Linked DNA regions of Homo sapiens: region 2 is linked to region 1. A link is an interaction called in ENCODE POLR2A ChIA-PET data of the cell type or tissue named here. Cell type or tissue: PC-9. All regions are shown on one strand. Links, peaks and the distances in the headings refer to the core of each region. The heading gives the core; the rest is flanking DNA.

The links. Peaks named below come from ENCODE experiments on the same cell type or tissue, not always from the same donor. Only the 100,000 strongest peaks of a DNase experiment are listed, where the experiment ranks them.
Region 2: POLR2A ChIA-PET joins it to region 1 with 10 read pairs; 2 of 35 experiments call an interaction of 5 or more read pairs at or near these places.

What each region holds. Positions count from the first base shown.
Region 1 is chr9:107,240,559-107,244,957 of GRCh38, reverse strand. No RefSeq gene overlaps it. Among named protein-coding and RNA genes, the nearest start is that of RAD23B, 41 kb to the left of the region's middle. RefSeq lists an enhancer at 235-1,434. In PC-9, for the core only: no CTCF peak of the experiment used is centred there; DNase peaks (open chromatin) are centred at 1,007 and 2,067; H3K4me3 peaks cover 865 bases; H3K27ac peaks cover 2,684 bases.
Region 2 is chr9:107,163,112-107,167,510 of GRCh38, reverse strand. No RefSeq gene overlaps it. Among named protein-coding and RNA genes, the nearest start is that of RAD23B, 120 kb to the left of the region's middle. In PC-9, for the core only: no CTCF peak of the experiment used is centred there; no DNase peak of the experiment used is centred there.

The DNA of each region.
Region 1 (4,399 bases), core at 238-4,237:
GCATAGTATTTTTTCTCTAAAATATAGAACTAAAAAAAAAACCATTATCACACTTAAAAATAATTATAAAAATTCCATAGTATAATTCAATAATTGGTCAGTGTTTACATTTCCTTAATATTCTGTATGTGTGCATGCTTAGACTTATGAGGGCAATGCAGTACATTGCAACTGGTTAATATGTTTCCTGGCTGGACATGGTAGTGTGCACCTATAGTCCCAGCTGCTTGGGAGGCTGAGGCAGGAGGATCACTTGAGATCAGGAAGTTGAGGCTGCAGTAAGCCATGATCACACTATGCACTCCAGCCTGGGCAACAGAGTGAGAACTTGTCTCCCCCATTAAAAAAAAAGTTTCATAAGTCTCTTTTAATCTGTAGGTTTTTCTGATATCTTCCTCTTTTCACTATTTATTGAAGATACAACTTTTAAAACAATATATCACAATTTCCTATCATTCTTCAAGACTTCATAATATTTCATTGTATGAATATTCCATAATTAAGTTTCATAGCCTTAGATTTTTGGATAATTTTCAATATTTTCGTAATATTCAATCTACTGCAATAAACACCCAGTACATACATCTTTCAAGACTTGCTTATTTCAAGAAAAACTAATAGACACAGAATTGCTGATTGAAAGAGAATCTCTCTCTTTCTCTATCTCAATCTCTCTCCCCCAGTGCTTTTTCCAATGATTTGCTTTACTTCTAAAGTAAGATATGAATTTGCCTCTGAATTTGATTTAAATTTAAATTCTCCAAATAGAAGATTTCTGCAATAAACACTGAAATCATTTCTTACTATACAGGTAGGATTCAGGATTTGGTAGCAGTTTCTCTTGTCACAGAAAGGTCAGGGAGAGATTTATGGCAAGATGACTGTTACAGGTGTTCATAGTCGCACAGCAGGTTAAACTGGAAAGCGTCATATGTCTTCCATGACTCACCCCTCTGGCTTGATGAGTCACTTTGACCTGAAAATGTAACTCTCTTTTACATGATTGATGAAAAACCCTGAGTATGTAAATAGAGTGCCTCAGGAAACGTGTTCATTCCTCCTTTGATGGCTGTGATCAATCTGTAAGGCCACAAGAAAGTCTACATCTCCGGGAGTGAATGTGAATGGTTGTTATTGCCACAGAAGATTCCACGACTTCCTTTGAAAGCCTCTCTGGAATCTAAAACATGATTGAGTGAATGGAAAGGTGGTGAGATCATGAAAAGTCATGAATTGATAATTATCAAAGCTGAGTGTTGGGTACATGTTGGTTCATTGTGCTATTCTCTCTAATTTGGGGTATGTTTGAAAATTCATGTCCATAATAAAAATTTAGAAAGTCTCTTGGAGCAATATGGCCAACCTATGGCCATGTGCCCCTGGATGGCTCTCCAGGTTCTAATTACAGCCCTTGAAGCAAGCACGAGTGAATAAGGTGTAACAATAAATTACTGTAATGGGGTGTTTTTAAAGTAATAAGAAGCCCTTGGAGAGATTTCAAATGATATTCCATGTGAGCATGTGCCACCATTCACTTTTATTTAGTGCAATAAACGAATCATGTAGGAATATTTTAGAAGAGAAATTATTGTGGCCCATTGTCAATGACGCTGGGAGATTCTGCCTAAGAATCTCCTTTGTCAAAGGGACCACTCTTGCATTGCAGTCTTAAAAAAAAAATTGTAATTGGAAAATTCTACTTTCTGTATAACCTGAAGCATAAAAGCTATTGAAAACAGCTATGGTGTACCAAACTGGGATTAGTGAGATAGCATCAGCCCTGATTATTATTATGTTTTTCTTTTCAACTTCTTTAGAAAGCCAGGGATGCCTGAGGACCTCAGACAATTGCATACAGTAAGCCAGTACCTAGAGAGGCTCTAGAAAATCAGGTACTTAAAATTTTAATGGTAGAATTAATCTTAGGTCCTGGAGGAAAAAAAATTTGGATATAAAAAATGCTTACAGTAGTTATACAGATATTTGACTTATTAGATGACTCCTCACAGTAGGCTCAAGACTAGGTGTTAAAAAGGCAAAGTCAAATCACTTAACTAGTCTCAGTGATGATTATGTAAAGAGAAGAGGGAAAATGCCATTTTACGAGTCAGCAACCACTAGCAAGCAGATGGCAGATGTTTTGTGTCCCCACGCCCTGACAATGAAACTAGAAAGCTATAACCGTTAATGAACATAATTTAAATCTTGATCATAAAAGACCTCATTTCATTTCATAAAATAATGAAGGTTTTATCCCTGCAAGGGATTCCTCATTCTACGCATAAGGAAGCAAAGAATGAATGAGATTTATAAACTCAAGGTTAGATTGAAATCATAGTTTTCTTCTGATTTATTACATGTTTCCCCCCTATTTTGGAGAGTTAGTTTGCCATTGTGACACTGGTTATAGAACAGATCCTTAATACTCAAGGTTTAACATTTGTAGTTCCACTCTATTTTCTTTCTTTCCTTCTCTCTCTCTGTCCCTTTCTCCCTTCTTTCTCCCTCTCTTTCTCTGTCTTTTCCCTTCCTTCCTTCCTCCCTCCCTCCCTCCCTTCCTCCCTCCCTTTTCTTTTTTCTTTTCTTTTTCTCTTTCTTTCTTTCTTTCTTTCTTCCTTCCTTCCTTCCTTTCTTTCTTTCTCTTTCTCTTCCTTCCTTCCTTCCTTCCTTCCTTCCTTCCTTCCTTTTCTTTCTTTCTCTTTCTTTCCTTCTTTCTTTTTCTTTCTTTCCTTTCTTTCTTTTCTTTTCTTTTCTTTCTTTCCCTTCCTTCCTTCCCTCCCTCCCTCTCTCCCTCCTTCTCTCCCTCCCTCTCTCTCTCTTTCTCTCTCTCTCTCTTCCTTCCTTTCTTTCTCTTTCTTTTCTTTTCTTTTCCTTTCTTTTCTTTCCCCACCTCCTGGTTCAAGTGATTCTCCTGGCTCAATCTCCTGAGTAGCTGGGATTACAAGTGTGTATCACCATGCCCAGCTAATTTTTTAATATTTTTAGCAGAGACGGGGTTTCACCGTGTTGGCCAGGCTAGTCTCAAACTCCTGACCTCAAATGATACCCCTGTCTCAGCCTCCCAAAGTGCAGGATTACAGGTGTGAGCCACTGTGCCTGGCCTCACCTGGCCTTTTGATAGTTCTTTTTGTGCCCTAACCCACGTGTCCTAGTAAACACCTATGTAGCCTTTGGCTCATAGCTGAATTTCCACTTCTTCTGAGAAGCATTCCTTGACTTGGAGTCCTAGTCAGGTACCAGAGTTAGAAGCTTTCATAGCACTCCAGCCCTTAGCTTTGTAAAACTGATCGCAGTTTGTAACTATGTGCCTATCTATGATTATTTGATTATGGGCTACTTCCTTCCTTCAGGGGGCAGTGACTCCTGTGGGAGCTGGGGCTGTATCTGCTTGTGCTCCCTGTGTTTTTGTCGTTTTTATTTTTTTGTAGTAAATAGTAGGCCTTGGGCCTTTAAAAAATATGTAGTTATAAAACATTTCAAAGATTTAGAAAAATATCCAGAAGAGTATAATAAATGCCTGTGTACTTACCAGTCAGTTTTAACAAATACCAACATTTTGCTAGAATTGCTTCAAAAATTTTTTTAAGAACAAAAACATTGGTTTTTAATTAAAAGCATTGTAAATTCCTCTCAATCCCACAGCGCTCCTTTCCTCTCTGCAGAAAAACACTTCTCATGAAGGTGTTGTGTATCACTCTTCTACACAAACAAGCCATAAGTTACATGCCACGGTCCATCTACATACATAGCCAGGAAAGATAATACTCAGCTTTGCCAGCATACATGGGTAGCTAAAACTCATCTATGAGTTGCTAAAACAGAAAACTTTAAAAAATGGAGTTGCTGGAAGTGAGCAAAGTACCCTTATTCATGAGAATCTATGAATGGCATGCTCCTTAGAAAGAGAGCTGATGCTCTGTTTGGTTCAGACTTTTCCAATATCTGATGTAAGCCAGTCATTTTCTACTGTCTCTTTAAAATCTTTTATGGTTTACTTAAAGTTGTCTATGTTCTGACATTAGCTTGAATGTTAGACATTTCAAGCTCCATTAATATAACCTGACAAAGAGAGAGTGTTGAATACTCGTGCAGAGTATGAAGAGCTGGGGTGAAATCTTTCTTTTTCTTTTTTTTTTTTTTTGAGAGGGAGTTTCTCTCTTGTTGCCCAGGCTGGAGTGCAGTGGTGCAATCTCTTCTCACTGCAACCTCTGCCTCCAGGGTTCAAGCGATTCTCGTGCCTCAGCCTCCCAAGTATCTAGGATTACAGGCACCTACAAACATGCCTGGCTAATTTTTGTATTTTTAGTACAGATGGGGTTTCACCATGTTGACTAGGCTGGTCTCAAACTCCTGACATCAGGTGATCCACCCACCTCCCCCTCACAAAGTGCTGGGATTA
Region 2 (4,399 bases), core at 71-4,070, 77 kb after region 1:
AACTCAGAGGGTGCTGTATGAACTCTACTTCCCTTCATTCTCCTTTATTTTTTTTAGATTACTAGTCTTGTAATGTTTAAAAATCTCAGCTGGGTGTGGTGGCTCACACCTGTAATCCCAGCACTTTGGGAAACTGAGAGGGGAGGTTTGCTTGAGGCCAGAAGTTTGAGACCAGCCTGGGCAACATAGCAAGACCACTTTTCTACAAAATGTTTAAAAATTAGCTGAGTGTGGTGGCGTGTGCCTGTAGTCCTAGCTACTTGAGAGGCTGAGGTGGGAGGGCCACTTGAGCCCAGGAATTCAAGGGTGCAGTGTGCCATGATTATACCACTGAACTCCAGCCTGGGTGACAGAGTGAGACCCTGCCCCCAAAAAAGAAAAGATCTCTTGTTCTTTCCTGAGTTGGTTAGGGCTCTTAATGTGGCAATAAGAGCTAGTTCAACAAAAGGGGTACCAACTGTGAAGACAGGCCACATGAGACTCAAGACAGGAACCCAAGTTCATTCGGGCCCCATGCATATGTGAATGGGAATATCATTGCACAAAAAGGCTGCTCTATCTCTTGAGGGCTTCATGACCTCACTTAAGACATCTCTGATGCTCTCTGCACATGACCTCTAGTCTCAACTGTCCGCTGATCTGTTTTCTCCTCCTTCAGTTGCAGATAGTTCACAATGGCCACCCAGTTCCCTCTACAGATGGGTAATGCTTCGTAGTCGGTTTGACTTCATTGTCAGCTGGAACTGGCCTATGTGAATTTTAGCTCAACATCCTACGTAGGAATATAATAGGCCTAACTCATCATTTTTCGATAAAGGCCACACAAGTCAAGGGCTCCTAGTCTAAAAGACAGTTCCCACCTGGGGCTGCTGTCTACCCCTATTCTGTGCCACTTGGTACAGAGTCTGTGTCTACCCAGCGGGGACCTGCAGTGGGAGATAAGGGAAGGCTAGTTGCCCTGTACACAGTTGGCTCAAGAAATGAGGGTTAGTTCCTCATTTCTTTTTTCCATTCTTGTCATCAGTTGCTCTGGAATTGTCCCAGATTCCTCCATTTTCTTATCTGTAATCAACTCCTTACTTTCTCTCATCACCTAGTACAGTACCTAGCACATAGTAGATGCTCAATAAATATTTGATGTATTGAAGCCTACTAGTCAAAGACTGCGAGGAACACACCTATAGTCAAACACGTGTAGGTTTATTGATCTTGCTGCAGTAAGGAAGAGCACGTGGTTTCTCAACAAGAGGGCATTGGAGGGGCTTATTGAAGGATTTGGGTTTAGGCTAGGTGACTGTAAGGGAAAAACTAGAGAAACAAGAGCCAGTTTTGTATTAGATGTTATTAGAATGTGAGGACAATTCAGCAACTTGGTATCTGAGAAATTCTTGTTGAGGAAGCAGGAAGAACAAAATGGGACTGGGATGTCGTTGGTAAAAAAAGTAATAATAGTAATCTCCCAGAGGTAACTTTTTATCTCTAATGTGGCTTTGACTCTGTTTGCGTAGAAACATTATTTATTACAGTCTGATTGACAACAGGGTTGATTTTTTTTTTTTTACATTTTCAGTTAAATTAAAAAAAAAATAACTGAATGACTATTTACCCAAAGGAAGAAGCAATTGCAATGAGTTACAGGCAAGAGCAAGGTGCTAAGTTTAAGCCAGCCAAAGTGACTCTTCATATTATCTGTCTTTCAAATGATTGCTTTTTACTGATGTTGAAGAAAATTGGCCTTTAGTATAATGATGTAACACAGATTCATCTGAGGCTTCCTCTACAATTTTGAAATAAATGGTGCTGTATGTGTTCCATTGTTGATATTTTCACCCTTCTTTATTTTGATTGCTCATTCAAGGTTATCTTGCAATTGGCCAACGTTCCTCTTCAAATGTGGTCCCATACATTCCAGATATTGTCTGCTTGGAGCTGAACACAATAGGTCAATTACTTCCTGAGTTTGCAACACCATGCTCATGAGACACACTTTTTTTTCAGTAGTCATATTACACTATAGGTTCACATAAGGCCAGAAGTTTAAGACCAGCTTGGGCAACATAGCAAGACCCCTTCTCTACAAAAGGTTTTTTAAAATTAGCTGGGTGTGGTGGCATGTGCCTGTATTCCTAGTTACTGGCTTGACTTGGTTAGAGCTCTTAATGTTTTTAAGCATGAGCACCCTGGTCTAGTATTTGATTTTTGGAATATGAATAAAAAGTGAATTTGTCATTACTCACAACATTTTATCCATTCTTACTCAACATTCTGGAAGGTTGGAAAAACACCTGTTGTATTTGCTTTTCCTCTGACTTTTTGTTGTATGCAATTTGGTTTACATCACTTCTCTGTAACTCATGCACAACGTTGGCCAAATGTTGAACTGGATACCTGGAAAAAGAGAATCTCTCCAGCTTCAGGAAGTCATCAAGCAACACTCTTTTGTCATGATTGTTGGACTGCTTTCAATTTATTAGCCCATTTTATTAGTCAGGGTTCTCTAGAGGGACAGAACTAATAGGATAGATGTATATATAAAGGGGAGTTTGTTAGGGAGTATTGACTCACATGATCACAAGGTGAAGTCCCACAATAGGCTGTCTACGAGCTAAGGAGCAAGGAAGCCAGTCTGAGTCCCAAAACCTCAAAAGTAGGGAACCTGACAGTGCAGCCATCAGTCTGTGGTTGAAGGTCCCAGAGTCCAAAAGCTGAAGAAGTTGGAGTCCAATGTTCAAGGGCAGGAAGCATACAGTATTGGAGAAAGATGTAGGCTGGAAGACTCAGCCAGTCTAGTCTTTCCATATTCTTCTGCCTGCTTTTATTCTGGCTGTGCTAGCAGCTGATTAGATTGTGCCCACCCAGGTTGAGGTGGGTCTGCCTTTCCCAGTCCACTGACACAAATATTAACCTCCTTGAACAACACCCTCACTGACACACCCAGAAATAATACTTTGCATCCTTCAGTCCAATCAAGTTGACACTCAATTATTTCCCATCACACCCCTGCACATTTCACTCCTGTGTGAGTAGACAGGGAGCTTCTGGCCATGGTGCAGCTTGAAGAACCAGGAGGAACGGAGAGGATTGGGCGAAGTGGGAGCAGGATGACCAGTGAAGATTTCAAGGAATAATACAAGACTGAGTCCATTTGTTCTCAAAGTAGGACAGGTGGCATTGGAAATGGACAGGAAGATGTTACTAGAAATATGAAAGAAAAATTCAACAAGTCTCCATGAACAACAAATGAATATAGGCAGAAATGGGGAAAAGACAGGTTTAGAGTGTGAATAATTTGGATGGTGTTGGTGAAAATAAAGAGGTCTTGGAGAGAAGCTGTTTGAGCATAGTTGGATGGTGATGGGGAATTCTTGCTGAAATGTGTGAGTCAAAAGTACTAGCAAGATTTGAATTTTTTTTTTTTTGGTCTAAATTCTGGGCAATTTTTTGTTTGTTTTTGTTTGTTTGCATTGTTCATTTTGTTTTTACAAGAGCCATTTGAGGAGGGTAGGACTAATTTATTTTTGCAAAAGTGAATTTGCAGCTCAGAGGAGCTAACATTTTTGTCCAAGAGTATACCTTGTAGGAAGAGTGCCACCCTGGGGATATAGAAGTAACTAGACATGTGCCCATCCTCTCTTGCAGAACAGTAAAGGTAATTGCTAACCCACTTAAGTTTGGAGAAGACAAAAGACTGCATTTAATTCAGTCTGGTGGGAGTGAGGAAAAGAATAGGAAGGCTTCTAAGAGGATACAGTATATCAGAAAGGAAGGTCAAGTCAGAGAAAGGATATTAGAGGCAGAGAGAACAATGTGCAACTATAGAATGCTTAGGAAACAGCAAAGAAATTTATTTCTGCTAGAGAAAAGATGATGTGAGGATCAGCTGGAGAGGTGGCAGGAGGGGTAGTCAGAGCCCAGCTGAGGGAAGTCCTTTTATGCCAGGCTGGAGTTTGGACTTGACATTGTTTGCAATAGAAAGCCAGTAAAGATTTTAAACTGTAGGATTAATCCAACAGGATTGAATTGGCATGGTAGAAAGATAATTCTGGCAGAAAGATGAAGCCTTGATTAGAAGGGGAGAAGTAGGAGGCCCTTCAGAAATCCAAGGATGATAGTAGTCTGGCAGGCATGTAGTACTCTTGCGAGGCAGAAGCAAGAGTAATGGGACAGAGAAGACTGACTCAAGACATGGGAGGAAGAATGCAGAAGACTTAGAGACTGCTTCAATGTAGAGATTTGGGAGATGGGACAGTGAGGAGGACTCTGGGGTGGTGGCTGAAGTCACTGGTTAGATAGGTCATTAGCAGAGACAAGGAAACTAGGAAGGTGACTAGGTTAGTTGGGGAAAGAATGGGATGAAGATGCAAGTCTAGCTTTCCATGTGCTAATTGTAGTGTTTTGT